Regions from separate parts of the Homo sapiens genome. Here region 2 is linked to region 1. A link is a loop called in an ENCODE intact Hi-C map of the cell type or tissue named here. Cell type or tissue: HepG2. All regions are shown on one strand. Links, peaks and the distances in the headings refer to the core of each region. The heading gives the core; the rest is flanking DNA.

Region 1 (17,082 bases), core at 4,943-12,942:
ATTTTATTTTCCTAACATTAAATAATAAAAAAAAAAACTATCCCATGCCCCCACCCCAATCAAGTTTCTTAGCTCATCCAGATACTTAATCCAAAGGGGAAAAATAAGTTGAAATGAAATAAGTTAACTTTCCCATGTTAACTTAGAACATAATGAAAATTTCGTAAGTTGTAGAAATGATCAGTCAGCAGCTTCCTGTGGGTCTTGGGGAGGTCACTGCAGTATCAAGGGGTCTAGTGCTCTGGCTTCTATGATATGTGATAACAGGATTTCAGAAAGGAGTTTTTTTTCCCCTGTCTCTTAGTTATGTAGTTTAGCAAGACAGGCTGGAATCACATTATATGGAGGTAAGAACTTAAAGCAATAAAAAAAGAAGAATGTCTTTTCCTTTTTCTTGGGAACATTTGTGTTTAGAAACAAATATATCAACTCGCTTTTCATTGAAAAGGTAAAGTCTACATTCATGTAGATCACAGAAAATCATATGTTTTACTAAATGAAAAAGTAATGGCCACATAGGAGAGCCAGAAAAAAATATGCATTTATTGGTAATGTACTTGTTTTTTAAGATAACCAAGCTGTATATATCCTAGCTATATTACATAAACAACAAACAAGCAAAACCACTAACAAAAATAAAAACTACCCAACAGGAAATGTCTTTTCAATGAGAATTTTAAATTAAAAGTTCATGTTTATATTTTATAGCTTTATTTAATTCCCCAGCATAGATCTGCTTGAATGTCCCTGTCTGTTTGAAATCGTAATTCGTATGAAATGTGTCAGGTGTCATCGCCCTCTCAGGATGACAGTGACAAATCTGTTTCATTCTGTCTCTAATATTGTGCTGGTGGCCCTGAAAACTGAGGGCAGCAGGAGTATCTGTCAAGTGCTCTGAACACAGATGTCATTAGACCTTGAGGACATGAACGCTTTTCAGCAGGATGTCTCCTCATCTCTCACTCTTCACTAGTCCACCGTCTACTCCAGAGCCACAGTAATCTTCCTCAAAGGAAAATCTGAACATGCTACCGCCTTCTTAAAAACCTGTGAGGGCTCTCCATTGTCTAGTGTTTCTCAGACATTCTTAGCTACAGCTCACCTGAGAAATATGACTTACAGTAAATTGGCAATGTGGCGAAGATCCTGGGAAAGTAGTAGGGGTAAGGGGAGGACATCAGCATCCCCATGGTGGTCAGAAGCATACATAATGTGGAAAATTTGACAGCAATTCTGATACCTTCTCTTTTACTTCTACCCTCATCCCTCCATAAGAACAAGTAACCTGGCTCGCAAAGCACTTTATAGCCCAGCTACTATTTTCTTTTCCCACATTCTTTCTTACTATGCCAGAGTTATCATGTATGACTGTTCAGGATGTGCACTGCACAACTGTACTATACTGCATGTAGTCCTACCTTCTGAGCCCAGGCCCACTCAACAAATTACTCACTCCATAGATATTGTGAACTCCTTAAAATCCCAAGAAAGTTTCCTGCCTTTATACATGCAGAGAATTGTTCCCCATTCACTAGGTGAATTAAAGTGAATCCCTTCCTTTGATCATTCAACAAATATTTGTTGAGTGGCAGGCAAGGTTATTCCTTGCTAAATTTCATACCCTGGGTGCCTAGCACAGTGCCGGGCACACAATGTTTATTAGATGAATATTAAATGAATAAATGCATGTTAAACGACTGGATGAACAAAACTAATACTTACTAATGCCCCATTCCAAGCAACACTACCTTTATAAATTATATCTGCATTGCTTATTTAGGAAAAGATAGGAGAAAGAGAAAGGTAAAATGGTTTATGCCCTTATTTAGAAAGAGGAGTCTGAAAAAAATCTGTGTGAATGATAATTCAGACCAATTTTTGCTTAGAGAATTTCTTTGAGAGAAAGATAGACGTGGGTCAAAAATTGAAGCTATAACAGGAATTGCATAAGAAAGTGGGAGATTGTATTGAGAATCAAGAGAGAAACAGAAGAAGAAGAAATGGGGAAAAGGGAAGCAAAAAGAGAAGAAACAAATATCATGACAGAATCCATAGTGAATTAAGTACATTATTCTCTTCATGATCTTCATTCACAAGTTCTTATTATACCTGGAATGCATTTTTTAAAATACATGGTTTACAGCAGTAATAAATTGCTTCATAAAATTTTCACCCCTTCCTTTTCTGTCTTTTAATGCTTAAGTGCCATGGTTCCCTCAGTGCAACTCTGGGTCTCATTAAATGATTCCCCACTTAATGGACCACAGAGGCTTATGTTTCTGCACAATCTGTTAACTGCTCTTCACTGAAGTCATCCTTTTAAGAGGCAATGGTATCTGACACCAACTGCCTAGTAGAGACAACCCACCTAAATTTAGATCTGTTCAGCCCCCTGGGATATCATATGCTTCCCAACACCTTCCTGTCAACTCCATTCACTGTGTGTTTTTACAAGCCATCATAACTCGAGAGAAAATATTGTTTTTAGAATGCAGTCATCTGCTCTCCAGAGGAAAAGTGTTAAATTAATTTATAGGACAACAGACTCTGTCATTGTCTAATATTATTCTGAAATGGCATATGCTCAAAATTGGGTGATTGGGAATTCAGCTATCTCCCTGAGGTACCTTGACACATGGAGGAGTGAGACAGCAGGTGTTCCATGGATAGTTTGCCATGTTGAAAGCTTGATTCTAGCATTTTCAAGATAACTGATAAGATCACCTGTTAGCAGGGCAAACTGAGGCACTACTAATAACAAATGACACTTAAAGACGTCCTTGCCAAAGGTGGGGAATTCATTTCAACTTCTCTAGTTACGTGCGATTACAAATTGTTAATCACAGCCCAAATAAACAAGCTTCTGGAATTACCGTTTTACTCTTTACAAGCATTTTTTTCTTATTTATTATCTTATTTACTATCTCATTTTAACTTCCCAATAGTCCTTTAGCTTATTATACCCTTTTCTTAGATAAAACTTCAGAGAGATAAATAACAGTAAACAGAGCAGAAGCTCCTATTTGTTTTTCCTTTATCAGGCTGCCAACTTGCTGTATGACCAGAATAAATTTCTTTAATCTGTGTCTCAGTTTCTCATCTGCAAAATAATGACTATAGTAATTCCTTCCTCCCATAGTTGTTCAAACACAGATATTAATATGTGTAAGCATGTAGAAACAGTGCCTGGAACATGGTGTAGACTCAATAATAAATAGCCTGCTATTGTTATTTTTAAATAATAATGTTGTGCTGCTGCTGCTGCCACTGATAATGATAAGGTTCTTACAGGTTTTATTTCATTTAATCCTTGGAGCAACTCTAAGTGGTTTGCATTATGTTCATATTTAAAAATGAGAAAACAGTGGCTCGACAAGGTTAAGTGAATTGCCCAAGGTCACCTAGCTAAGAAGCAACGAAGTTCAGATTTGAAAATCTCTTAGGATTCAGATAATACTCATTACCACTCAACTATACATCCTAAAGTGACTTTGCCAAGGGTACAGTCACCTGAGTTTTTAAAGGTCTTTCCACAGGCAACACCTCTTTTCTTTAGGGATACATATTGCCATTTTATGAAGTCCTTGCTGATGATCATATTGCCCAACTGGGAATGAACCCCAAAACCACAATAAAGAAGGTGCTTTACATGCTTGGAACAATTTATGAATCTGAGCCTCATTGTTTTAGCCATACAAAAATGCTGAAAGTTAGCAGCAGCCAGCGTGCTTAGCCCTTGAGCTCACATTCAAAAATGAAATCTTATTAAAATCCTGATAGTACTTCCTCCTATTTAATTTTGTTATCATAACTACCCAGTGGCTCAGTAGGCAAGTATTAATGTTACCATTATCTGGATAGAGAAATAGTGGTTAAGTGGGTAGCTCAAGGACACACAGTGCACTAGTCTTCTGATGCCCAGTTGTGAGACATTGTCTCCAGTGATAAATCATACATACATAAAGATGTAATCCTCAAATCTTTATTTGAAGGGTGAACTACTATAGTGCCCTAGATGTTGAGAACCAATCTCCCAACATGGACAGGGCCTTGGGTCAGAAATATTCTGACTATTGGAACTGAACAGAAAAAAGTTCCTGGCCTGCTGTAATTGTTTCCCTCTGGTGGGGGAGGGAATTCAGCTTCATAAAGTAGGCTCATTGTAGAGACAAATGACTGTCAAGTAGCCTCTTTCTGGAAGCAAACATGGGAAAAGCAGCAAGCAAGTGACATATGATGATGGACTGGTGAAAAGTTCCATTTGCATCTGCTTGGAAATATGTGTAGGAGCACTTAACGCCAACTGCCGGTCAGTCCTCATCTCGTTGTTATGTAAGGGCTCCATTTTCCCAGCCCTGCACCAAATGAAATTAAGAAGGCTTAGTCTCCATCTAATTACCAGTGTATGGCACCATTTCAGACAGAGAAGACAAAGTCATAATAAATATTTTACAGAACAGTCAGCATAGTGAAAGCAATGAGATAGAAAATGTTGGTGTCAGAGGAAGGATTTGTAGCTGGTCTATACCAGAGTGAAATTAGAATTTATCCACTCCACAGATATAATAACCTATTTAGGAAGGGAAGCTGGGCTCCATGGAGCAAAGAAAAACCATTCCCTCTACTAAGCAGACAGGGCCACATTTGCCTGATTCAATCTGAATTCCATTATCTCTTCTAAACACTAATACCAAAATCCAACAAACAGGCTAGAATAAGTAAGCACTGGGAGAGCCAAAGTTTAACACTCCATGATGATGATACACAACAATGGTTTCCAAACTGATGTCCCCTTGAGTCTTAAAAGGCAACAAAATAGTAACCTAGATACTCTGAAAAACTATTACTTTGCTACTGGTTTTAATGTATCTTTAGTATATTGACATTAAAATGGAAAAATAAGTATTACTAAATACATTCAGTTCTTTCTATTGGTAAAATATTTGAAAATATGGGCCTCCTTCCTTTTAAAACCCTACTCAAATGAAAGGGAAAGAAAAATGTTACAAAGTCAAAGGATAAGGGAAGTTGAGAGGATAAAATGATAGAGAAGAAAGAGCAATACATTTTTAGAAGTTGGAAAACAAATGAGTTGTAACTAAGAGTGACAGAGGTGGAACTAAAGCTTGAAATGGCAGCTGTCAAAAAGAAGCAAGCCAAACAATGCCTGGAAACTATAGAAAATGTGGGCTTTAGAATCACCAGGTACCTCCATCAGGTGAGGAGAAAAATGCAGTTTAATAAAGGAGAATGGGTTGAAAATTGGTATAAGGATTGGTTAGCACCCAGAATTACTATGTCCCCACCCCAGATTTCCAATGCCAGTGACTGTGTCATCACAGCAGGAGACTGAAGGTTTATCTCTGCAGAAACAGAAATGTCTGACTGGCAGATGACTCAGCCAGAGGATGGAGAGAAGGAAAAATATATGATAAAGCAAATACAGCGAAAATTTCATTGCAGAATCTATTTGGGAGTTACATGGGTATTACCATCTCTATGTGTATGAAAATTTTCACAGTAAAATATTGGAGGAAAAATACATCTAAAATGCAATCTGTTCTCACCATCTTCACTACTAGCTCCTTAGTCCAAAATTTTTTGATCTCACCCAGATTATTTTAACAGTTTTCAAATTGGTCTTTGAGCTTTCACTTTTGCCACCCAGTGTTTTCTCAATGGAGCAACTAGAGAGATCTTGTTAAAATAGAAGTCACCTCATGCCATAACTCTTCAAAACCCTGCATGGCTCCCCATTTCCCTGGGTGTAAACTACAGAGCTATCCCAATAGCCTAAGTTTCCTAGAAGATCTGGACTCCTGTTACTTCTCTAACTTCATCTCCTACCACTGCATCCTTCAAATGCTCTGTGACAGCCACACTGGTGTCCCTATTTCCCAAACACTCAGATCCACTCTAGATATTCTTCACTTGGTGTTCTTTCTGTCTAGAATCTTTCCTCCCAGATAACCTCAGAGTAAACACCTCACCTCCTTCATGCCCTTGCTAATATCTCATCTTCTCAATGAGGCTTATCCTAATCACCCTGTAAAAATTGCTATCCCTCCTCCTGGTACTCCCAATCTGCCTTACCCTGTTCTGCTTCTCTTTCCCCATTGCAGCATGGCATTTACCACTCTCTACCATGCTATTTATTTACCTAGGTTTTCTGGTACAGTCTAATCCCTCCCAGCTAGGGTTGTCATATTTAGCATATAAAAATACCAGGACACACAGTCAAATTGGAATCCAGATAAACAATGAACATTTTCTTAGTATAAGTATATCCTTTACAATATTTAGAAAATATTCCTACTGAAAAGTATTCATTGTCTGAAGTTCAAATGGAATAGAGCACTCTGTATTGTATATGGCTAGGCTACACACTACACACATAAATATGAAGTCCTTTAGAGAGTCATGGATCTCCTGTTTTGTTCCCTGATACATCCTTATTTCCTAGAACCCTTTTTGTTTCATAATAGATGTTGAATAAATATATGTTGGATGAATGAATTACTGATTTTCTCAGGATGAGCTCTGGAAATTGAGGGAGTAATCTACACAAGACTCTGATCCAGTAAATAGTGGATCCAACAGAACAAGGTAGAGAAGTTTCAGGGTGACACTGTGAGACAGACCTGGCTAGGGAAATGTAGGGGGCCAGAAATCAAACGGATAAATTCACTGGCATGTTTGCCTGTGACATTATTGTGAGGGTTTTACCCTTCTCTAAGGGGACCTGGTAAGGGCCTTTTCATCATACTTAGGACAACACAATGAAGCATTACTGACTTCCAGAAAAATTGAAATTATTGCAAAAAGGAAAAGTAATCATGGTGCACTATAATATTTACATGATCATTATAAAATAAATGCTGAATAATGATTTGACCAGTGTTATGGCATGGCTAATGATGTTGAGCAAATAGAAAGAAAGGAAGTGTAATATGTGTGGTGAGTGGGGGAAGGGGAGAGAAAAGATGGCTAGATCGTCATCTTCCTACTCCTGCTACACTGAATTCATGAATATGCCACAGAAAATATCTAAAATTTAAAACTAAGATAAAGCAGCATAATTAAATAATTTAGAAGCTTGGAGATAAATACAAGAAGAAACAGTGATAACAGCTGCCTCTGGGGAGAACTAGGGAGGGAAAATAAGAGTGGAAAGGGGTAAGAAAGGAGGAGCAGGTTTGCTGTTTTGAGGGCATAAGTCTTACAGCACCATTTTATTAACAATGTATATGTATTTCTTCATAAAAATAAAATTAGGTTTAAAATGCCCAGCTCAGCTGCTTAAAAAAAAGCAAGAAGACAGAAATATTTCCAAAATATCTACATAAGAAAATGTTTTCTTCACTAAAAAAAAAAAAATTGTTTTATTACTGTGAAGATCTTATTCTTGTTTTGTAGACTAGCTGGCATGCTGTCATACAATTCACTATATAAAGATGTAATTTTATCTGAAATCGTTACAAAAGTAAGGATGAATAATGATCTTATTCCCCTCCCCCACCATACTTCAGGAGTAGCAGATAATGGAACAGTCTTCTGACCTTAGGCACAATCTAGCCACTGAATTTCAAATCCATTTCCTAACATTTTAATTGTACTTTATGGTTACAAAATCCTCTCTTGTACCATTTCACTTTATCCTTTAATGTTACTTTTTAAACTATTTTCATATTACACATTATTTGAACTCCTCTGATCACAAAACACAACCATCATAATATCCTCAGACAAGGCCATGACTGAATTAGGACTCAAAGCTTTGCTATTTATATTGCTTTTCCTTTGTTTTATCTTCCCCTTTCTATAACATACTTCTGAATAATTATAAGCCTTCATATTTCTCTCTCAGAAACTTTCTCCCCAAGATCATCATTCCCTGTTCTTCCTATTTCTCTTCACACTTTCCATAGCTTCATCATTGTGTTCTCTATAAATCTAATAGGCTCCAAACATTTTCTCTGGGGCACAAAGTCTTCTTCTTTCTCTAACTCTGTGTTTCTCAATCATTTTTTGCCCAGACTATACTAGTTGACTTCTTTCAAAGCTTTAATGTTCATAAAGTTTTCCTACTATCTGAACAGTTAATGAACATAGAAGAAAATTATAAACCAATTTCATTATCTATACATAAAACTCACTTTTGTAATTATGTTCTTTTTAAAATTTTTTTAATTTTTAATTTATTTATTTTTTTTGAGATGGAGTTTCACTCTTGTCATCCAGGCTGGAGTGCAGTGGCACGATCTCAGTTCACTGCAATCTCTGCCTCCTGGGTTCAAGCAATTCTCCCGCCTCAGGCTCTCTAGTAGCTGGGATTACAGGTGTGTGGCACCACACCTGACTAACTTTTATATTTTTAGTAGAGATGGGGTTTCACCATGTTGGTCAGGCTGGTGTTGAACTCCTGACCTCAGGTGATCCACCCACCTTGGCCTCTCAAAGTGCTGGGATTACAGGCTGAGCCACCATGCTCAGCCATGGCCTCTTTGTAATCCCTGTTTTTGTCTTCCATACATATCATCTTTGTTATGTCTTTTAAATTGTTTGACCTATTCTGAATTCCAAAGTCTTCCTTTACTGAATATTCTGATCCCATCACTCATTTTCCAATATGAGTAGGTGAAGCTTGGGGCTCACTTCCAAATTTTTCAGTCTTCTTAAAGATGAAGTCCAGAAGAATTAAACAATTCATCACTGACTATGTCTATCCACCCTTGCTTCAGAGCTGGTCACATGCTGACTCATAAATGAGCCTATTGTTCCATGGGGCCACCCAGAGGTCTCCGTAGGGAGGATGACACAAACGCTGTTTATAAAAGCCATACATAACGAATGCCCTAGGAACTTATCACTACAAACTGCCTGCTGAAATTCAGCCAGTTTTTAGACATAAACTCCCAAAGCTCCCATGTTGACTCTTTGCTCTTAAATTTACTTTTGCCTCTAGAAATTCTAGTAACTTTATTCCTTTCAAAGTTTACACTAAAAATTGTCACCAGTTCAACTTCTATTTTTATATTTCCACAATTTTATATTTCTATTCTCTCATTTCTATAATTTTTCTCATGATTTCCTAAAGTCTTTCATATGTGTGTGCACAGGTCTGTTAGATGCACACAGGTAGTAGAGAAAAATGTGTATAAATTATTCCCATCTGATATAAAAAATATATATCCATCCCATTCCCATGTCTTTTTTCCTTCAACTGTTGTTAGAGGGATGTTGTTTATCTAATTAGGGCCCAGCTGGCATACTAGAACTACTTTCTATTTGTTTAGTCCACCTCTCTCAAATGATATGTGTTTTCTTATGACAAACTATGGCACAAATCTTCAGCTATGTGGATCCCTCAGCCACTTCCTTTTCTTTCTCCAGTAACCCACTGTGTGCAATGATATGTTCCTGCTTGCACAAATATCTTTAGTATTTCAGAATCTTACCTGCATATCCATATCACTTCATGTCAGTGAGAAACTATGAGTTTTCTGATAAACACCTTCCTGTGCCTTTTGTATTTTAAGCTAAAAAATGATGTTAAAGGAACACCAATATTCACTCCTCATTGATAAGTCTAACTTATATTTCCTAATTGTTTTCAATTCAGCTCAGCCTCCAGTGATGTGCTTGTTTGTAGAAGGGCCTCATATACAGAACCATTCCTAAGTTGCCAACACTTTGGTTTCATGAAGTCATCGCCTTATCTATAGTATATGTGTAGGGAGGCAAAGCTGGCAATAGTGTAACTCATTCTGATTCTGTTCATTCCTTCATTTGTCTTAAAAGCCCTCTTTTCTTGGTTCCAATATCTTTTAAGTTCACCCATATCTCTTTTCTGCCACTTTGTGATTCATTCTCCCTAGTATCTAGCCAGTTTATTATAGTGAGATCAGAAAAAGAAAATTAATTAATGTTAAAGTCACATTAGTGGCCTCCAGATTTTAAGATCTTTCCTCTTTCTTTTCCTGTATATTATGATTAACACATACACTTTAATGGAAATGGATATTCCATCTTTGGCCCATTAACTTCTAAAAGTAGTTGCGAAAAGCATGTCTGTCAGATCTTGAAGACCTCAGCACTGAGACCTGCAAACTGAGATGTGCTATCCATCTACACCATGGACCTGGTGGTAATCTCTGATGTCTGATGTCAGCACCTAAAAGGCTTGCCTCTCCCTTTATATTTTATTTTTGTCTATTTCTCCATTTAGAGACACCCCCATCCCCTCTACACCTTTTCTAGATCTTTAACTCAGTTTCACAAGAAATTCCATTATCCAGTCACTCAGTATCTTCACCATAAATTCATTCTCAAATCTCAAATTTACCATTTTTTTCTTCTCTGTCTATCCATTACCCAAACAGGTCTTCAGGAAGGGGATTTAATCTTGCCTAATCTATTCTTTTTCATTTTGAGTATTTGATCTCTGATAGCAGCTATTTTTGCTAGAATTTCTTCACCTTTGTGGTTTTGTTATCTATGCTCTCAGTGTTATTTTTATTTCTCCTCTGATGTCCATTTATATAGCTGTTTTATTTCCCAATTATCTTTGACACTCTGAAGCAAAAAACAGGTCTTCTCTGCATATGCTACATTTCAAATTTCTTATTACAATGCAATTTTAATAATCTATATTATCTATCTATATTTAATAATATATCTTTGTTAAGCTTATTCTAATAAAGGATGCTAAGAAAACATACTGAAAGCTGGGTGTGGTGGCTCACGCCTGTAATCCCAGCACTTTGGGAGGCCAAGATGGGCGGATCACTTGAGGGCAGGACTTCGAGACCAGCCTGGCCAACATGGTGAAACCCTGTCTCTACCAAAAATAACCTGGTGACTGAGCGAGACTCTGTCAAAAAAAAAAAAAAAAAAATAGAGAAGAAGAAAACATTGAGGATACTTTCAGCCGAGTCTTTGAGGGCAATAGGTTTTGTGAAAGTGTCCTCATTGGAGGAAATGATATGAGCATCAAAGAAAAGTAGGACATTGTTGGATGAAAAAGTATAAAAATGCTTTCCATCTGAGGGAAATCAGGTGCAGAGGGACAGAAATGTAAAGCAGCATGGCTCTGTACACAGCACTGAGTAGTTCACTATTTTTTTTATTATACTTTAAGTTTTAGGGTACATGTGCACAACGTGCAGGTTTGTTATACACAAATGCGAGAGGGATAGGAGAGGCCCGTCTGAACGCTATTGCAGTGGTCCAGGCTAAAGAGGGTTGACTGCACCAGGGGTGGTGTGGATGTTAGAATCCTTCTCTCAGTGTTCCAATTACCTCACTCTCATCCAATTTCCCACCAGATTTTTGCTCTCTTTTTTCCGGGATGCACTGCTGATTCACAGATGGAGATCATGCCATTGGCTGTAACATGTGTTAGGTAGGTAGAGTAGGTAGGGGTACACATAACCCATTTAACAGAGGAGAAAAGGGAGACAGAAGGAAAATGTGCTTACCAAATATGTTGTCTCTTTCTAATGACTTCCAGAACAGACCCGGAGAGCCATGTTTATGTATCATACCATGTTAGAAAAATAAACATACTTTCTCATAGCTAATGTGTTATAAGGAACCATTTACTTGTTTTATAACTCGGTCAGCATTCTGAAGTAAAATATATATCCGTATATCTCTCTATATAGAGAGATATATATTTCTTTTCTGCTAGTTTCAAAGACTACATTAAAAATACATATCATGGCCGGGCGCGGTGGCTCACGCCTCTAATCCCGGGACTTTGGGAGGCCAAGGCGGGCGGATCATGAGGTCAGGAGATCGCGACCATTCTGGTTAACGCGGTGAAACCCCGTCTCTACTAAAAAAAATACAAAAAAACTAGCCGGGTATGGTGGCGGGCGCCTGTAGTCCCAGCTACTCGGGAGGCTGAGGCAGGAGAATGGCGTGAACCCGGTAGGTGGAGCTTGCAGTGAGCCGAGATCACGCCACTGCACTTCAGCCTGGGCGACAGAGCAAGACTCTGCCTCAAAAAAAAAAAAAAAAAAAAAAGAATATATATATATATATATATATATATATATCTCATATGAGATACACACACATACACACACACACATATATATGTACATATATATGTGTATATGTGTATGTATGCCTATGTGTGTGTGTGTGTTTGTGTGTGTGTGTGTGTGTGTGTGTGTGTATATATATATATATATATATATGAAATCTAGGCATACTGCCCCAGGAAATTGAACTTTTTCTACTTCAGCCAATTAACTACTGACTAGCAATTGATTCCCAAAAGTATCTCCATCAAATTAGTGTCAATCCTGATAACAATGACATGGCATAGGATCTTGTACTTCTTCTCTATTACAGTAATGATCAAGATAATTATATATATAATTATATTTGAATTCTTTTCCCACTACATTGATCTACTTTGGGAAATTATAGGTAAATCATCAGTATTTCCCTAGTGATTGCCACAATTCCTGGCACATAGAGGGATTTAAAATATCTATTAAATGATAATTAATAATTACTGAGTAATTACCTAATTGGTAGACACTGTGATATGGACTTTAAATGCAATATCTCATTTAATTTTTATACTTATTTTGTGAAGGAAATACAATAATTATCTCCAGTTTATGGTTGAAGAAAATGGAATTTTAGATTTTAGTATTAATAGAGATAGTAAATTATTTAATCACAAAATTTAGTAAGTGGCAGAATTGAGATTCAAACTTATACTACTGACTATTATACGATGTTGTCTCTCTCAAATATATAAATGAGGGAATAAGTAATTAAATAGCTTGAATTTGCTGGCAATTCATGAAGCATCACATAAGCTCTGTCCCCAATTAGTACAAACCCTAGATTAATTAAAAATATAAAAATCACTTTTGATCTGTAATTACTATAGTGTGCTTTTTCTATCAGTGGTTCTCAACCCATGAGACATTTGACAATTTCTGCAGACCTTTTTGGTTCTCACAAGTAGGGGCAGGGATACAAGTGCTTACACTGGCATCTAATGGGTAAAGGCCAGCAACCCAGTGAAATCTCCTACAATACACAGGATAGCCCCAGGCCCCAAACAAGGAATCATCTCATTCAAAATATCAAGAGCCTGAGTTTGAAAAATCCTATTCTATATCATATGATTGTTCATATGAAGAAGTCAAATCATACTGAAACTTTTCCTGTCAAAGGAAGAAAAACATATTTTCTTCATATTCTAAATCTCAGTGATAATTTCTTGTTTCTCATGTCTCTTGGCCTCTCCTTTTGGTGTCACTTTTACTACCATGAGCTTAATTAACATGCAAGACTCACAATATAACATTTTACTATAACATAATAACAGTGCAAATAGAGCAGACGTAGTGCTACATTCCTTTTACTTGCAGAGCAGCATATCTTGCTTAAATACAAACTTAAGGAAACGCACACCATTTCATGTTGCAGAGGCACTCCGACACCTTTCAAAAAGATGAGCTACATGACAAGCAAGAAGCCAATAAACCATTCCACTTAAGCCAGCAGCTATTCAAAATTACATACTTTAAAAAGAAATGCGAACCAATAAACTAACACAAACATATCTCAACCATATTTAAGATCTCTTTCAAAAGAACTAACAAGATACCAAGCTGTTTTCCAACCCTGAATACCTGACATTGAAAGAAACTCCTAGCAAAATAGTAGTTATTGAATCTAAGCACTAGGTGGCAGCAGCACATTAAATGCGTGGGTTTGTCCCCGAATAAAAATGCAGTGCTGCATTGTTTAAATTCTATCAGAACTAAAGAAGCAAACGTGTTTTTCCCCCAACGCTTCTCACCAGTGACTCCAATGTATTTTACTGGGCTAAAAACTATTTAGCTGATCTTTTTTCTTTTTCTTTTTTCTTTTTTTTTCGGAATAAATCTACTTGTCACTCCAGCACATATGTTTCTCTGTGTGAAAGTAACAAATATTTAATGTGTATGTGTGTATGTATACACACATACACACAACAATTATGTATACATAACTATGTATATGTACATGCACTGCATATATCGCATATAATTGTATGTTATGCACATTAAATTGATAATAAATACTGAATAATAGGAACAACATTACTTTCTACTGAGCACTTTATCTCATTTAATGCTTCTAGTAACCTTATGAAGAAAAATATTTGCTTTCTCCCTTTGCAGTTTAATTGCCAAGGATCAGAGAGATTGAGCAACCTGTCCAGGGTCACACAGCATAAATAGCTACAGAGCCTGGATTTACGTCATACATTTCAGAAAACTCCAAGTCTGGGAGCTTTTTGAGAGCAGGAATCTTGTTTCATTAGTATCTATTCTCTCTCACCAAATATAGACAAATGCTCAAAAATGTATTATATCAGTTTTAAGAACAATTGTGTATTTTCATGGTGGTGAAGAAAAAGAATTCATGTGGGGAAATGAAAGTGATTATTGGGATGCATGTTAAGATGTGGATTATCAGGCCTCACTTCAGACAAATGAAATCAGAATTTCTTATGGAGGTAGTTTTCTAGAAGTTATCCATGTGATTCTAATATGCATTGTTCAGAATCTATAGGGTAGTGACTATGAGAATGAGATTTTAAGAAGTAGTAGAAGCCTTTCTCACTTCTTTCTGAAAAGTCCTCAAAAATAAAACTGAAAATACCTAACAGTGTGATATTTAGCACTGAAGGAGATACAAGTTTGCACTCACCAACACTGACAATGTCCTACCCATTTGCATCTACTTTTGTGGTCAATTTTGTAACTTCATTGTCAGAGACAGGTATCTATTTTTGTCTATTTCCACACAAGGCCAACATTCATAGAAGTAAACGGTAGATACAATTACAATCATTTCTGTACTACATTGCCGATTATCTTCTAGAAATTCAGCAAATTGTTCAAGACACGTCTTGAGATATGACTTATTACTAATACTATCCTATATTACTATTACTGAAAACCAGTCCTTGCATAGTGGACAGTGATAAGTTCTTTCTGCATGAATAAGTGGATAAACGCTTATCTATCCATACATAAGTAGATTAATGGACATAGGAGGACTTGTTAGGTAATGAGATATGCAGCTGATCTTATTGGTTAATCTTCAAAAACCCACTTCAAGACATTCTCAGTAATTTTTACCAGTATTTCTATCTGGCCAATTGTTTTCAAAAATAATAAAGATTGATGGTGACAGCTCGGATGAAGTTCATTTTCACAATTTTTTTTTATCCAACTCATGTAAATGTAAATCTATTTTCAAAAATAAAAGCCTGGTAAGCTTTGTGATTGTTTTAACAGAACTAAGGGACATAATTAAGAACATTTTAAGCTATTCTGAGGTGGATACCGCAGAAGCAGAATCTGTTTGTGGACAGATAGAACAATAAAAGGGTAGTTCTCTGCTTGGTTTGCTTTGGATTTTAACCAAAACTCCCCTTAGAAAACTAAGTCCTTTAGAAGGATTTATCCAAGAAGTATGCCTTGAATTTATTATATCCTTTCATGTTCAGAAACTGTTTCAGATAACTACATATTACTCACAGTCCATAGCATCATGAAGGTAATTTCTGAATGTGCCAATATGTTGACATCTTCCAGAATTATAATGCCAGTTCCCCGAAAAAAGTACAGCTATCTATGTTTACAGTTTTTGTCCTATACTCCCTTATAGACTTATAATCCTGAAGAGAGCGACAAGGAAGAGGACACTAGAAAACAATCTTTTCAACGAAAGTAGCATATATCTAGGACTTTGAATGGCAAGCAGCTTAGAGCAAAAAACCAAGTGCTGAAGATATAGTTTAAAAAAAAGGTAGAAACATGCTTAGCAAAGAGTCCCCCACAAAACTTGTAATCTGCATAAATTGTCAAGGCACAGCTGTGGAGGTGACAAGGGCATTTCCTGATTCCCAAGACATCAGCAAAGTCCTTTAATCAACACATACATTATTCTGTTCTGTATGTAATATTGTTCTTGAATATTAAGCAGCCAGTGATTCAGTACCATCTGGCACTTCCTGGTTAAGCACAGCTCTGATACAGTAAGAATGTGTCAAGAGTCCAGGAAAGCAGTTTCCAATGAGGACAATGCAACAGAGTGAATCAGACAGGCTAGGTAGGAGTGGGAGAAAAGACACACTCTTCCTTCACCCAGGATGAATGGAAAAAAGAGGAGGTGGTAGGGCATCAAATGCTTTGTGCCACTGACCTTCTTTTTCCATGCGGACTATAAAGATGCACTTTCTGAGTGCTATGGGGGGATTTTTGTTTTTGTTTTTTATCCCTCAGTAATGATGCAAAGTGTGGGAGAGTACATCGGGCTTAGATGACAAAACATCCACGACTCACACAGACCAAGCAAGCTGTTCTTGGCATTCAGAATCTCTACATTTGGAATATGTCTAGTGTGATGGAGGAACACTGGAATTTTTGCTATCCCTTTTCCTCTTTTTGTCCTCTAAGACTGAAGGTGTCCTTGCAATTTAACCACAGGATTGCCTGTGTCAGGTTTACTGGAACCTTCTGTAGCCATGCCAGAAGACGCAAAGTGGTCTTCAAATGAATCTAAACCATGACCTCAGATCTTATAGTTAAAAGCAACAATGAGTTGGGGAAACCAGGTAGAAAGAGAGACAGGAGAAATGTCTCAGAAATGAAAGTGAATGCCTCTACATAGGAATAGAAGAGGGAAGATACACAGAGGATTTAGGCTACTTATGAGAACATATTTGTAGGACTGGGTTTGATTCTGAGGCTCATATTGGAGGAACGACATAGTCATCTTGGAGCATATACAATAAATGTGCATAGGATGGTAAAAAACCTATGAAACCTTGCTTGTGGGGAAAGGCTGAGTGAGCAGCTACCATTTACATTGTGAGCAATGACTATTATATGCCAGGCTCTTAACGTATAATCACCTGGAAGGCAGTTATTTCTATATCCATTCTACAGATAATGAAATTTAGAGTCACAGAAGATTCATGCCTTGCCAACCAATACTATGTGTAGCAGACCTGGGGAGGTTGGTATATGGTAAGGAATATGAACTATC
Region 2 (17,082 bases), core at 8,200-16,199, 120 kb after region 1:
GGGCTACAGGAACACACCACCATTCCCTGCTAACTTTTTTGTGTTTTTCTTACAGATGGTGCTTTGTCATGTTGCCCAGGTTGATCTCGACTCCCGAGCTCAAGCAATCTGCCTGCCTTGACCCCCGCAAAGTGCTGAGATTACAGTCACGAGCCACCACATCCAGCCCAGCTCTCAGCATTTTTTTAAAAGATGCTCAGGTAATTCCAATGTGCAGCAAAGTTTGGGAGCCACTGAATTAATTAATACCTTCACAGAGCTGCTTTTAAGAAATAAAAAAATAGAGGGAGGTTTTGTATATTATACAATACTTTACGGAGTAATATAAAATATTTAAAAAATAAATTCAGTGGTAATACACACATACACCCCTTTTATTTTTTCTGTCAGAGTTGCAGAAAAGGCTTAACAGTTGCTTTTTGTCTTAAATTGTCTTCAACATTTTTATTTTATTATTTTTTTAGATAGAGTCCTACTCTGTCACCCAGGCTGGAGTGCAATGGCGTGATCTCTGCTCACCGCAACCTTTACTTCCTGGGTTCAAGCGATTCTCCCGCCTCAGCCTCCTGAGTAGCTGGGATTATAGACATGTGTCATGATGCCAGGCTATTTTTTTTTTTTTTTTTTTTTTTTTTTTTTTTTTTTTTTTTTTTTTTTAGTAGAGACGGGTTTTGGCCATGTTGGCCAGACTAGTCTCAAACTCCTGACCTCAAGTGATCTGCCCGCCTCAGCCTCCCAAAGTACTGGGATTACAGGCATGAGCCACCATGCCTGGCCAACATTATTTTAATATTTTTTATATCTCTTTTCATTCTCTATTAAAAATTAAGTACAATCTCTCTTGTTTTCTTCAAAAAAAGTCAAACACTATACTTTCATCAAGTGTTTATAATCACTAGAAAAGAATATTAGAATTAATGTGGAGAAAAGAAATCTGAGCAGTTAGAAATAAAATAATTTGTCCAAATTTACTTAGTTCAATGGTACTACTTATTTAGAATAAACCAAAAATTACAGTCCAGAAATTTTGTTCTAGTATTCTGCCATAATATTTTTGAAAACAAAGATCTATTCAGTAAATCTTTCTTGGCTAGATCTGTGCATTGCCTAATGACACAATTATTTCTCTGCTAAGTTTTTAATCAATATTTCAGATTCATTGAGTTTATACACAATACTCTTTTAATACCATCATTTCTCATAAGCTTTTATTTAATTAGATTCACCAAAAGGATTATGCAATTTATGTAATTAGAGTGCAAATAACATGTTACCTAATTAAAAAGAACTCTCTGTACTTTGTTGTTAGTATAGACCTTGATGCATCCGTTCACAATAAATTTTTTAATTACACACAATTTATAAGCAATTATAAATGTAATCTACCACCTAAGAGTGATTTTTGCATTGGGATCTTTTACCTTTGTGGGCTTGTTAGCATCCATGCTCTCCTTGAATTTCTCCTGCATAGTTTCTGCAAGTTGACAGAGCAAGGCACCATTGTCCAACTTCTCCATAAAAGTTTCTGCTGTAATCTCCTTCCCTGAAATAACAAAAAGAAGCATTATAAAAGGAAAATCAAATGTCAGATTCACACTAAATAAAATATTTGACACAGTTTTATCACTAAAATTGCTATTCTAGCTGAGTTACATAACTGGGATAGGAGCTTACCAGAAATAGTCATTTCTTTGGAATTTTCTATCTTCCTTTGGTTGCAAGAATCTCAACATTTAATATTTTCATAACATAGTGCTAACTGCATAACAGTTTTATTTCAAATAAAAGGTGGCAAAATGATATCCTGGGTGAAAGAGTTCCATCATTTAGTAATCAAGGGGAATGAAAACTAACCAACAAAACTCAAAGAACCAGCTTTACCAGTGATTTCACAATTTGGCCTCCATTAATCATTCCATTCTCATCCCCAGTGGCCCATTCAATTACTTTGACCCACAAGGCAGGACATAATGCAGGACAAGTATTTTTTGTTAGGTGTATGTCTGACTACAAGAACGCCGTAGGTCTCTCGCTCTCTCTCTCTCTCTACAGGATTGTACTCTGTCACGCAATCTGGAGTGCAGTGGCAGGATCATAGCTCACTGCAGTTTTGAGCTCCTTGGGCTCAAGCAATCCTCCAGCCTCGGCCTCCAAAAGTACTGGGATTACAGTCATGTAATCTAGGGTGCACCCAGCCAGATCAATTTTCTTTAATTTAAAATAGAACCATGTATGTATTTTTTAAAAACCACCATTGGGAACTTGAATAACATGGCCAATGTATAAAACCATATCTCTAGATTCTATTGAAATGGTTTTCCTGATTAAAATAATACAGGTAGGCGGGGCACAGTAGCTCAGGCCTGTAATCCCAGAATTTTGGAAGCCGGAGGTAGGTGGATTGCTTGAGCTCGTGAGTTAGAGACCAGCCATGGGGCAACATGGTGAAACCCCATTTCTACAAAAACACAAAAATTAGCCAGGCATGGTGGTGCATGCCTGCATGCAGTCCCAGCTACTCGGGAGGCTGAGGTGAGAGGATGGCTTGGGCCTGGGAGGCAGAGGCTGCAGTGAGCTGAGATCGTGCCACTGCACTGCTTTCTTATATACTCTTTCTAAACGTATCTTTCTCAAAGCCCCTTCCTTTTTTTGTTTCCTATTAATCCAAGTTTCAGAAGATTCCATTTTCCTGCCTTAATTTTTTGTGTAAATTATTAGTCAGAAGTCCTACAGATTCAAGCTTCCTTCTATTTCTCATGCCATAACCTTAATAAAAATCTTCATAAGGTGATACTTAAACCTCTAGCAACAAGAACAATGGCTATTCTTTGTGTCCTCAACTTCTCTCTCCAATACATACCATGCTCACTGCTAAAATTAAGATGGCTAAACACCGTCCTCACTGAGGCATTCTCCAGACACCTTTATTGCACAATCCCTAATTTTCTCCTTTACCTGGAATATGAAAACTAAGCACTTTAACCCAATATCCAAAGGTCTCCCTGTATTCCTCTAACCCATCTTTCCCATCTAACATCCCTACACCCTACTCCGTGATCTATCTATAGGCTGCCTTCACAGATTCCCCTTGCAGACCTTTCTATTTCTGCTGCTATGCTTTTGTTCCTGGTATGGCCCCCAACTTCAATGCCCTACCTTCTACCTCCTTGGACAAGTTCTATCTTTAATCAGAGTTCCAGAGGGAGATTCATCCAGTACACATTGATCTGTTTTCCGTATGTCATACTCATGAATATCACTTACTCTGGCACTGATCAAACATATTCTATTGTTAGTAGTATGTTTTGTATGCAGTGTTTGTCTTCTTTAGTATGTTACAAACCTTGAGGTATATCTTTTTTATTATTATTTTTTGTATCTCCTACAGAGGTAAGCATAATGTTATTCACATACTAGGCACCTAGTAAATGTGCTCAGTGAGCATGTGAATGAACAAATGAAGAAATAAGCTGCTAGAAAACTTTGAGAAAACATTAATATTATTTTTGTGAAACACAGTTAAGTCAAAAGCAAAAAAAAAAAAAGAAATTATTTTAAAGTTTTATACCAAGATGCTCAAGGCTTATCTTTTATCTTAAGAAACAGGCATGTAGTTCAATTCCATGAACCTTAAAATAAATATAATCTGGCCGGGTGCAGTGGCTCACTGTAATCCCAGCACTTTGGGAGGCCAAGACAGGCAGATCACCTGAGATCAGGAGTTCAAGACCAACTTGGCTAACTTGGTGAAACCCTGCCTCTACTAAAAATACAAAAATTAGCCAGGTATTGTGGCACATGCCTGTAATTCCAGCTACTTGGGAGGATAAGGCAGGAGAGTGGCTTGAACCTGGGAGGCGGAGGTTGCAGTGAGCAGATATCACACCACTGCACTGCAGCCTGGGTGACAGAGTGACACTCTGTCTCATAAATAAATAAATAAATAAAATCCGACTGGAACAACAGATGAACCATTTAAGTTAAACTCAGAATATCTAATATATTTGGATTTCAAGAAACATCTGCTTAAAATGACTTTTTTTTTCCATTTTTGGGAGCAGTCTTAAGGAAAACAAATTACTTTTTAAGTAGTTCATATTTTAGCCCCCAATTAAAATAATGACTTCTGCAGGTGGAAAAACATCAGTAGCTTTAAATACTCACCACACAGGTAGCCTGTGCAGAACTTTTATTTCAAAATTGTGTGCAGCTCAGTTCAGAAATGAAAGTAGCATGCCCAAAATACAAAAAAGCCAGTGTAACAGAATTTGTATTGTGTATTCATCATATTGGCCTGCATTTTCTCTTTTTTTTTTTTTTTTCCTTTTTTTTTTTTTTTTTAGCAGAAAGTGACTAACCACAGGCTGGAGTGCAGTGGTGCGATCTCGTCAGGCTGGAGTGCAGTGGCACGATCTTGGCTCACTGCAACCTCTGCCTCCCAAGTAGCTGGGACTACAGGCATGCACTACCATGCCCACCTAATTTTGGTATTTTTAGTAGAGACAGGGTTTCACCATGTTGGCCTGGATGGTCTCGATCTGTTGACCTAGTGATCTGCCCGCCTCAGCCTCCCAAAGTGCTGGGATTACAGGCATAAGGCACCACGCCAGGCCACATTTTCTAATAAGAAAATTATTTCACAAAATTACAGAAAGTAAATATTAGAAATAATTCTCTTAATTATAATGTTATTCAAATAAGTTTAAATTTTAAGATAAAGAAGATAAACTTTACTCTAAATTGTTGAATTATTTCTTTACAAATTATTTGCAAGATTTTCTACGTTTGTAATAGATCTTTATGTATTCTTATTTCATTAAGTTCTATGGCAATTTGAAGATTCCATTCATAATTTTAAGTTATAAGATAGTTACAATATACTTAAAACAACACATAAATCATAAAAAGAAAAAAATGGCTTTCATTAAAAAGCCATTAACAATTTACCAAAAAGTATGATTTTTACTTTTTATACATTATATCTTTTTAGTTATCCTGTTTTTCATGAATACTTGTAAAAAGAATTTTACATTGAACATCTGTATCTAATGAAAAATATATTAGGTGTCAGCTTTCAATTCTGTATATTTTATAGCTCTGAAAGGTGAGTTTTTTTTGGCAAAAACAGACTATTACATACTTTATAGTTGAAATGTACTACCTCAAATGAAGAAAAAACACAAGTCTGAGACTTTTTAAAATAACTTCATGTGTAACATATTTTCCTTCCAATGATTAAAAATTATTAAATATATACTTTATGATTACAATCAATGTATGATTGTAAGAAATCAGTTATAATCTTTATATGGGGATGATATATTATCTCATTATTACATTAATATTAATATTATCAACAGTATTTTTTTCAAAAAAATATAATATAAAAGTAGCTGAATTTATCCATGGCAAATTCTTAAGAACAGGCTGTGTAGAAATAATTACACTTTCTCAAGTAAAAGTCATACAAAGGTAAATATCTCTGTTACACAGAATCAAATCTTCTTTAGTTTAAATTGTGCACCTGGTTTAACACATCAGACTACATGTACTGGAAGCAGTGTGATTTTAGCACCAGAGAATCATTTCTTCCCTAACCTCAGCATTTCATTGTGGTTGGTGTTTGTAGGGAAAGAAAGAACAATAAATGAATACAATTAAATCATGTTAAAGTCCTGACCGGTGCTGGTCCGTAAAGACATTGGTTTGAACATTAATCTAGAGTGTCCTAGTTTAGAAGTAATAGTTTCACTTCCTAAATTTATAATTGCGATATTTGATCTTCGCATGATTAATTTAGTCAAGAATGACAACTTGCCAGTAGATCAAAATCAGGAAATTTGATTAAATATTGTGGCTAGTTGCTTTATGTTAAAACATTATAGCTCAATGGTGGGATTTCAGTTGCCTGAAATCTTTTGCCAGGCAACTATAATCAACATGCATACACATACACATCAGTGTATTCCTCCCAGAAATATGTTTGCCATAACTTTTATAAAGATTTACATATCAGCCTATAAGTGTTTTAGACTGGGGCCACCTGGAAAAAATAATCCTTTTAATCTTCCAAGTTGCTGAGAAAGAATGTTTTCTTCCCAATAAATTAGCAGTATTAAATTTCTAAAGAATTCTAATAATCATATTTAACAGTTGAGTTCTTATTATATGTCAAGTACTGTTCTAAGCATTTTACATGTATTCATGTATTGAGTCTTCTCAAGAAAACTGTGAAGTGGGTGCTATTATTATATCCATTTTACAGATAATGAAACAGATGTGTAGATTAAGTAACTTGCCTCAGGTCACCCAATTCGAGGGTAGAGGAACTTGGCTCTTTGGCAATTTAGGTTCAGAGTCCATGCTTTTAGCCACTATGCTTGACTACTTAAATGTTTGCTGAATACACAAATGACTATTTTCCATGACAGTGCATTCTCCCTCATGCCGCTGTCTTTTTCTATGTAGAAACACTACAGAAACCTCTTTGGTGGAAAAAAAAAGCTTGGGATTGAAGATTGTGGTGCTGAAAAATGAATAGCAATCCACCTTGTAGACTGGAGAATGGCTAACAATATCATTCAGGCAAGTTCTGGTATTTGGCATGATTCACTGAAGAAGAAAGTTGGTATATTTTTAATCCCTAAAGATGATCCAGATACTATCAAATTCTATTTTCATCCCCACTGTACCTCTCAGTACAAATATATTTTTCTAACTGGAGAATTCAAAGTGGTTCATATGCTCTCTTTAACCAAAATTATTCAGTATTTTGAGACAAAAGTTTCAAGTTTGTGAGGTAGGAAACAGTTCATTATATGCAAAATCCCTAGACCAGCACCTGCTTCACACTGATTTTCAAGTGTCTACCCTGCATTTATATCAAAAAAGATCAAGCTGGTTCTGCTGCACAAGTCACATACAAAATTAGGATAACTGCTCTGAAAGGCGTCAACTTGTGAACATGAAGGTGATTCTGTAAACTTTTGAACTAACGGAAGATACCATCTGTCCTAAGGAATTTTTATTGGCCATACCAAGAATGTGAGAACCCTGCAGAATAAGTATCTGGTAAAAGGGCCACAAGAAAAAAGAAAAGCAAGCTGTTCCAAACTCATTAGATAGTAGCTGTATTTGACAGCAGCAACCCTAATAAATAGGTGCTTAAATTTTTAATGCTGAAAATGTTATTTTTCAAGAATAACTAAAAAAAATGAAATGTTACATATTGCTCATATTAAGTGGAAAATAACTGCATTTTCTTTTATATGCATGTACAAAGCTCAAAGAAAGGGAAAATTACCATGACATCAACTGTCAATGCATTTTCTAAATATAAGTAAAATCAATTCAGCACAACTTGATTTTTAATATATCTGATGATTTATTCAAAGTCCCTGCATTATCCAAACACATATGCCTATATCCTAAAGATCTATAAGCTTTAAGAACAATTTTATTTCATGTTTAACAACTATAATCCTTTCTTTAAAATATGCTCTCATGTAATTTATATAGCATTAGACAAATATTAATTGAAAATAAAGGTAAGCCATCATTTTAAATTAAAAATACATGTGAAATAGACAATTTGAGAACGCTTATTTTAGTATATAATCAAATCCAAGCCAATAATATTCTTAAAAAGTCCATCAATAATTATAAAAGTAGTAGAATATGCCTAATGTATTTGAATAATGGGTGGCTGCCATAATCCAGGACTGTTAATGTAATAACATGCTGTTTGCTCATAATGACAATTAAAAATTTCCCCAAGATTTATTTATATATGCATTTCATGTTCTAATATACCCTAAGGGCATAGTTAAATAACAAATTGGCAATATTTGGTTCATGAGCAAAAATAACAAAAGATCTAAAATAAAAATGAAATGTGTATATTTAATGTACAATAGGCAACAATGGCTAAATAAACTTTTTGTAAAGAAAGACGATAAGATCTTCATGACTGTTTTGCTGTCTTTTTTGAATGTTGGTCACAAAACTGCTCCATGGTGCCAGCCATTATTCAAAAACCTAATAGGACTGCAAAGAGTATTTTCTATAAGATCAGTAGATATATCCAAGGATATGTAAATAGTCAGTGAATATTACATGATAATGTTCTCATTAATCAGTGTGTGCTACCCCCTAGAGAAATCCCAGCTACTATTAACCACTTATTCATTTTAACTAGTTAACATTACAAGATAGCTGGTATTTTATATTCTAATATATAAATTTCAGCTAGCATAAAAGTTTGCAGTTGATGCTTTAATCCTATGCCTAGGAATTTAAAATGATATTTATTATTATTAATGATTAAGTAAGTATATTTCCTGGAAATGACAGTATAATACATACAAATGTTATATGAATATGAACACTGGTTTATGAACTAACAAAATCACTTTCTTCTCTATCGAATCATTTTTATCCATCAAAATATCAGAATATAAATGGAGTATTATTTAAGGAACCATATTTTTAATAGACAGTTTATATGTAGGATCAGAAATATCTGAATTTAGAATATCATTAAAACTCCTTTTGAAAAACATAAAAGGAAAAAAATTACATTTTAGACAAGCATACTAGAAATAAGCAGCAAATTTGCACAACAGCAAATCCTAATTAAAAGCTTTAATTTAATATGTAATTTCTACCTCACCTAGGAATTCAGAGGAGATATATCAATTCCAAAGCTACTTTCAAGACTTATCATCTTTTTATGTTTTTTACGTTTTATCTCTTTCAAGTAGATAAAAAGCAAGACTTGAAAAAGAGCTGCATAATAAAAATCTACAAATATTTCTGAAGTGACAAAACAGCCAATAATAAATTATTTTAAAATTCACTTTAATTCCTCTATTTCCAAAGTATGTGAATACTAAATGTATCTAAGTGTAAGAAAAATATCTTCTAACATAACTATAAATTTATTCTTACCCTCCTTATTATCACCATTCTAGCACACAATGCATTTTTCTACCTCCAAATGTTTTACCACTTTTTAATAATCTCAAGTTATTAGTAGACTTCTCAAGTTGCCATGAGAGTAACGACTTAAAGTCTATTATCTATCTACTTTGTATGAACTGAAGTCAATTCAAAGGTCAAACTTTACTGTATCTTGAGATTCTTTTAGGATTCCTTTTCTGAGAAAATTTCATAAACCATCAATTGCATTTGTGTTATAACTACGACCATTAAAAAAGTCTTAATTTGAAAAAAAAAGTCATTCATTTATGTAAATCTTCTCCTTATTTATATATATTAATGTCTGTCTCAACTACCCCAAACTGGGTTTCAAGAGATGGATTTCCTAAAACTCAGACTTTTGGATCTGGAAAAGACATTAGAGATCATCTACTTCAACCCCTTCATTTTATGGTTGAGGACACTGAGCCCAGAAAAGATAGCTGAGTGACTTTGGGCAAGTTTCCTACCAAGTAGCAGAGCCAGAACCAGAGGCCAGGTCTCCTGACGCCCAGTTAGGAGCCAGGTCTCCTGATTTTTAATCCAAGGATCTTTCCATTACACACACTGACTCTCTATTCTTTGAGGCTGTCTTGGGCTGCTCACACTGATCAAGCTGCCTTGTAAATGACCACACTCACTAAATAAAATGCCCTTGATGACAAGTCATAGGACATTATAGCATACCTGTATAAGCAGACTATACTCTAATTAATCATACTCTTCCTCTGTTTAGAACATTTCAATGGCTTCTCATAGATCATACTGTAAATTATAAGCTCCTTAATATGATTTTCAAAGTAATACATGATCTAGCCCGAACATGTCTCATGAAACTCTCTTCCTCTTTCTTTTCTGTTGAAACTAGACTTGCTTCATTTCTTGCAATGTACCAAGCTCCTTCCTACCTCAACACATGCCCTTCCCTCCTCGCAAAGGCTCTTACCCCATGTTTGGTCTGGCTAGCTATTAATCTTCAGTTCTCAGTTTAAATATACGTTCCCATAAAGAAGATTTCCCAAGCCCTCTGATCCTTTGCCCTACTCCCACCTCAGTTTACATTTTAATTGCAACTTGTATCTTTTAGTGTTTATAACAAGTAATAGATTATATATTCAATTGCTTATTTACTGTGTTTTTTTGCTAATCTAAGCTTTGCAAGAATAGGTACTATGTTTATTCTTAATCACTATCCTCTAGTACCTAGATGACTGTCTGGAACACAATAATGACAATAGTTATTATTTACTGCTTGATTATGTGCCATACCTTCTTCTAAAGGCAATTATCTCATTCAAACCCCCAACAATTCCATAAGGTTGGTTTTATTATGGTATTTATTTTACAGATTATATAACCAAGACACAGTGCAATAAGACACTTGCCCAGTATCACATAATAAGTGGTAAAACCAAGATTTGAATTGAAAGCATTCTTATTCCAGAGTCCACTTTTTTTTACCAATGCTTATGCTGCTTCACACTCAAATGTTTGTTGAAAAAAAGAATAAATTTATGCACAAAATCAAATTAAGTTTCACTGAACTATATAAGTAGAATAATAATAACAACAATATAGTGTTTACTAGGGCCAGATACTGTTCAAAGTACTATACATATTTTAATCATTCACTGCCACAGCAGCCCTAAAAAGTAGTTACTACTATTATTACCACTGTACAGATGAGGAAAATGAGGGACAAGAGAGGTAAGTAATTTGCCCAAGATCATACTGCTAGCAAGTGGCAGAGGTAGGGTTCAAACACAGGCAGTCTATTTCCAGCGCCTGTGCTCTTAACTTTTATTTTCCACTACCATACTTGTGATTGCCTATATCTGAAAACTGATAGCTCAAATTTAATAATTAATTACTAATATGACAATCATTAGTGAACCCCAAAAAGACAGAAGAGAGAGAAAAATCCATCTGTTTAGGCTTAAATAACTCCCTTTCCTTGATGGAGATAAAAGGCACTCTGAATGAATCAATTACTGAAAGGTGTAGCCCCTTCCTTCTGGGGGAGACACTTCCATAGCACTGTGAAGGGTCTTTCTAGGGAGTGTCTTCTTCTTTTTCTGACCTATCTGTTGGTGAAGGGTACAATTTACATACCCATATTCAGTAGCCTTGGTTAGACTACAGAGTTGCCAAAATTGTGTGCACACCATGAAGAAAAAAGAAATATAGGATAAAGAAATCCTAGGATAAGGACTAAAAAATAAATAAATACAAAAGCCATGCAAAAATCCAGAGCCATGGAGAGCAAGCAAAACCCTGATAAAATGTGCTAAACTTCTGCCAAACCTTGCTAAAATTTCAGATGGACAGGGTGCACCTTACTAAGCTCTTAGTTTCATTAGCTAGAAAATGAGGATAACAACTCTTACCTTGACAGATGATTTAAATAATAAAATAGTGTTGATGAAATCTCCCCTGCAAATGATATGCTCAAATCTTATATCTTATAAAGTCTACAGGGATCTTTTTTCTCACATTTAAATTAAATTTATTCTCTATAAAAAACTTAGTGGAAATAGTGCTGCTATATATGATGATCCTTTAAACATGTGATTCTATTTTTCACATAGTTGAAATTTTATCCTGGGAATATGAAAGCACAACAGCAACAAAAGGAGAGGAATCTTTACCAGGAGGTAGCATGAGGTCAGCAAAAGTACTGTTAGACTAGACCTTAAAAACAAAAGCAAATGGAAAAGAAAAATTTTAGTTCAGGGTGGGATGACTCTAGTCAGCTCATTTGGAAAAAGAATACATGATTTTGTTCCTGAGTTTGGGTATTCAGCAGTTTTAGAAGGTGTGCTGTAAAAGTAGGGCAAAGAAATCCAGATTTAGAAGCCAGATTTTACAGACACTGTGGCCTGTGTACAATGTCAAAAGAGTAGGTCAAATTGGTCAGCTGCATGAAAGAAAAGCCAAAAATAAATCAGACCAGCATATAGATAAAATAAGCAATCTGACTGCATATTTCCACATTTGAGTGCATCATATTGGAATTACTAAGCACAGTTAATATGACAGACATTGGGAAATTCACTTAAATTTTCCACCTGCTTCAGGTTTCCCAGATGCAAATGTCAAATAATAAAAGTCTTTCTTTCCAAGGTGCTATCACATGCTTAGGTGAAGGACACTACAGGAGGAAAAATAAAACAAAAACTGTTGTCTTTGCTCACAAAATGAGATCTTATAACCTTACCTAATAGATTGGTTAACCACAAGGCCAGATCTTCTTTCATTGGTAGCAAATTAGCTTCATGTCTGCTGGCTAGCCATTGGCTATACTGATGCATATCAGAGAGGCCAGGTCCACTGCGTACCTTTGGGCTCAGAGCAGTGCACATTATTTATCCACTTGTAATACCTGTTTTGGAAACAAAAGAGCAATTGCTTTTTATACAGACTTCTCTCACAAAATGTTGTCATCATGACATTATAATGAACTGGATCCGCGGGTTTTCTGATGACAGTTCAGTTTATTAATTATTAACCCCATGAAACACTATTTGCTTTATCTGTACTGGCCCTCTCACTTTTGGCCAAACACTTAGTAGGAAAACAGCAGCAATCAAAGGTCAAATAGAAAATCAAACAAGAAACTCCAAGTTTGTATGAAACAATATACTTGGAAAGAGCCAGCTTCTAAGCAAGAAATTCCACATATTGAAACACGAGAAAAAGTTAAAATGTTAGTGCCCAATTTGTTAACTCCCATTGTTTGGGCTATTTAAAACCATAGATTTTCACCAAATTTTATGACTGAACACTGGCAATGACAGCATTTTTACAACTCACTGTAAACACATGATCATTACCCTTAAAAATATAGCCTAAAAGGTTAAGCAAAGTACTTCTTTTTTGGAGACGGCCAAGCAATCATGGACTCACAATTTAGAGAACTGGGTGAGAAGCAGGGGAAGAGGTACACCCAAAGACTCTCTACCACACTTCTCTCTTGCAGTCAAAGAAACCAAAAAAAGAAAAATAAAAAAAAAAAATAAAAAAATAGAGGATAAGTGACTTCACCAAGATCATACAGCTAGGTCATGACAGAACTAGGCTTGAACCTGAGTCTTCATATTCCCAAGACCACTACTCTTTCTGTAATGACACATTTTTACAAAATGGAATAGCCAAGAACCCATATTGATGATAACCCAAGCACTGCATCATAGTTCTAACAAATGCTGCCAGAGGTGTTTGTTTGTCCTCTGCTATTGCTACAACAATCTCTTTCTCTTTCTTGTTTTTTATCTTTCCACTTTATTTGTTTTACATGCTGCGTTTTGTTTGAAAGTATCTTTAGAGTAGAAGTACTTAAATATCTTACATCTATAAAAACAAGGATGCTTTCATTAACCTGATCATATTGTGAGCAGTGCAATCCCCTACTTGGGTTGTAGAAAAGGTATTTGAATATATATTTGGCCTTGAATATGGCATTTTTGTTTGTTTGTTTTGTATTTTTTAGTAGAGATGGGGTTTCGCCATGTTGGCCAGGCTGGTCTTTAACTCCTGACCTCAAGTGATCCACCTGCCTCGGCCTCCCAAAATGCTGGGATTACAGGCGTTGAGCCACCATGCCCGGACAGAATATAGCACTTTTGTATGCATTATTTATAGGATGTAAGACTACGGAAGAACTAATGAAGCAGTTAATGTAATAGTCATGTTTAATAACATGCAGGATTCTACGCTGTATATAAATATGCTTATGAAATAACCAGATGCATTATGACTGTATGACAATGAAAATGAAAATACTTGCAATAGGCAAGAGGTAATGTTTATATGATATCATGAGGTTTTCAGTGATATTGCAGTATTTATGGCATTTTAAAGTTACCAATAAGTAATATATTCTCCTTTTGGTTTTATTATTTGAAACTCTACACAGTATTCCTTTCCAGTTAACCTCAAACTCTAATTCACTTAACATAAGTTAATTTATTTTAAATATTGCTTTTGAAGAACAAATAAGACACTGGTGTTTAGAAAAATGCAAAGTGGGAGCATCTCTCAAATATTTTGCTGTAGTAATAGAAAAGACTGTTGGGAGTATGAGTAAGTACCTAAAAGGTATCATAAATATAGTATTTAAAAGCACAATTTCATTTCTAATTAAATTACTGTCGAGTAATTTTTGAAAAAAATACCATAAATTTTCTCTGAAAACATCTTATATATATCTATCTAAAGTCAACCATTGAAAATGTGAACTGCTTTCAATACACCTTGTCATACATTATTAGATTGTCATTATGGGAATCAGAACACCACTTTTTATTATTTCATAGTTAATAATGATGTTATCCATATAAAGTCCTAAAGTTTTCTCCAAATTCTGTGATTAAACATGAAAAACCCAAAGCATTTTCTGCCCCAGTTAAAAAAAAAATATGTCTAGTCCTAGAAAAACAAAACTTCTCCCTGTAGCTGGTTAAGATTCCTATATGCCTGCTGGCCTCAGAAACATTTAAGTAATACATATAAGCACATGATTCATATACTTAAATAACTAATTGAAATCTTAAAAGGGTTACCTCTAAAATGCCTGTCTTCTCAAGACACAATCTCTTCCACTACTTTCCTGAAAGTGAGATGTGGCTGTTCAGTAACTTTACCTACACCCTATTATGTGCTCTGTGACTTCCATTTAAGCATCAGAGTCCTATTTTGCTCTATAAAAGCAAGAAGACACCTCAGATTCTTAAGCTCATTGTCCAGCAAATAATTTATCAAGGGATAGTTTACAGTAAGCCTAATGGCATGTAACAATTTCAATGAGCCAGAAGGACACAATCCTTTCCCTCAAAACCTCTAAACAGTGAAGTTTTTATTTTCTTTGACAGTGGCACATTTATTTCTCATGTACTCTGTCCTGTGTTTTGCCAGAAAAGTAACTCAAACTACCTTCTAATAATTAGAGATGAACATTAAGTAAAAACAATAAGAATAATTAAGCAATTTTTATTTTGTTACTTTGTATACAGTCAAAATTTTAGTGGTGAGAAAAAAGCAAAAACACAGTTACATTTCCCCAGGAGACAGAGGTGAGAGAAAGAAGGCTTAGTGAGTAATTAACATGCAATAGAAGTTACACAATTAGACATATGTCAAATATGTAGAAACCTAAAGTCACTGTCATAGATAAGGACTCTTCTGTTTAAGCCCCTTCTTAAAAGAATTCAGATTCTCAATCCAATTTCTCATGATCCTTTTTTTCACATTTCAAATCACTGCCAAACTTAAATGACTCAACGGTTTGGCTGAAAGTCAATACCTGCAGGTCTTGGATTTAGATTTGGCTAATCCATGAATACGAAACATGAAAAATGGATTCAGCTAGCATGATCAAAATTTGGAGTATGGAGAATTTACCCCATGGTGAAGTAGTTTCCAACTAAAATGATTATATTGTGGTGAAGAAAGATCAAATTAATTTATCTTATTCCCATAAAAAGATCACTATGGAATTTTACCCTCCTTGTAACTTTTTAAAGAAGTGTTTAGTCAATATGGATCAGATGAATTACATCGTAAAGAACAAGCTACACAAAAAGATCATTTCAGTTCTCTTGAATTCATTCAAAAGTGTTCAAAACCACAAGAGATGCCAAGGGGTAACTTTTTAAAAAGGTGGGAAATAAAGTGACTGATGATCCACTAGACTTGAAGAAAGCAGTAGGTTAGGGAGAAAGAAAAACTTTTTTGTATAATGTGCCTAAACACTGAATGATGTTTCCAATAAAGTGTATATAGTCCAAGTATTTTAAAAGCTTGATAAGTAACTTTAGTAACTATTAAACAAAGCCAATCACTTTTAAAAGGGGAGTAAGTACTCAAATACTTCTATGGCTCCTCCAAGCTTTCTCGGTCTACCTAAAATGGATAACCAACCCTTAGGTCTAGGAATCCAGAAAAATAAAACTTCAAGAGAAAAACATGCAGAAACTTAATACTAAATCCTTCAAAGACTGTGTGTGTATATATTTTTTCTTTCTTTCCATAGTAGAAGTGATTCTGGAATAACAATTATGAATATGATGAGACTTGAAATAGCCCAGGAGAAAAAGAAAAAAATAATGACTTTGTAAGTAAAATATCACATGTTTAAAGACTCTGTCTAGTTTGTTGTCCCAGAATCCCAGCTGAAGACATCATAGTTTTGACTCTGAAGAAAAAGTATTCTTCCATGCCACCTAGAGGTGTTCTTTGACTATGACCAAGATGATTTCTGGCTTATCTCTAGGCTTTGCTGACATGTTAGAGAAAATGCATTGCAACATTACATAGAAAAGCAACTGGAAAGACAAAAAACATGAAATGATATACACTTCTGTCGGCTATGAGATTTCACTTAGAAGCCTGAATAATGGATAGAATATTGGAACTGGAATCAGAAGTCCAGGGTCAAATAATAGGTCCACTACCTAACCATTTAGTAGCTACTCTATTCTAGTCATATGAATTTTCCTCTTTGTACCTGTGTTTTCTACTATATACAACGGAGGCTGAAAACTTAAAGATAATTGTGAGGATTAAATATTTGTGCCAATGCTTGGCATATATTTAATATTCGATATGTTTTTTATTAGCAAAATAGAAATGATCACCATCAGAAATGTGCCAAAATAAAACTTCTATTGACCTATCCCAAAACGGAAAGCAATTCTGTGACAAAATAGGAATATTTTATAGAACTCTAAATAATTAAGAAAAGACAAAGGACAACGGGGAGAACAAATAAATGTATTAATGATACAGTAGATAATGGATTATTCCAAGTTTTCTTCATATGGAGAAGAATGCTGCCCCTAAGATGATGATTAATCAGTTAATAGGGAAATGCTATATACCTCTCAAAGTAAGTGTGAGAGGACATCACTACCACCACCCCATCTACACACACAGACTCAACTGTGAACATTGAAAACAATGAATCCTAATCAACCCACAGTCAAAGGTCTCCTCCCTAAAGGTAATCTTTGCTGTCATCTGCAGCATTGTTCCCCACATCTATTCAGTTTCATGTGTTACAGGTGTCAAACACTGAGGAAATAGTTTATTGGTCAATCACGTTAC

What was found. Hi-C counts contacts between places; a loop is a spot of excess contacts. Peaks named below come from ENCODE experiments on the same cell type or tissue, not always from the same donor. Only the 100,000 strongest peaks of a DNase experiment are listed, where the experiment ranks them.
Region 2: it touches region 1 in a loop (5-fold over the local background); 29 of 110 quality-filtered maps call a loop at or near these places.

What each region holds. Positions count from the first base shown.
Region 1 is chr11:22,784,406-22,801,487 of GRCh38, reverse strand. The region is part of intron 7 of GAS2 (growth arrest specific 2); the gene reads right to left. Among named protein-coding and RNA genes, the nearest start is that of LINC02718, 36 kb to the left of the region's middle. RefSeq lists an enhancer at 8,194-9,393 and a silencer at 13,591-13,885. In HepG2, for the core only: a CTCF peak has its summit at 8,809; a DNase peak (open chromatin) is centred at 8,787.
Region 2 is chr11:22,670,129-22,687,210 of GRCh38, reverse strand. It overlaps GAS2 (growth arrest specific 2), which reads right to left. Exons shown (of 8, transcript NM_001143830.3): 2 at 12,197-12,361; 3 at 1,422-1,543. The coding sequence starts at 12,341. Among named protein-coding and RNA genes, the nearest start is that of GAS2, 12 kb to the right of the region's middle. In HepG2, for the core only: no CTCF peak of the experiment used is centred there; a DNase peak (open chromatin) is centred at 12,420; H3K4me3 peaks cover 3,291 bases.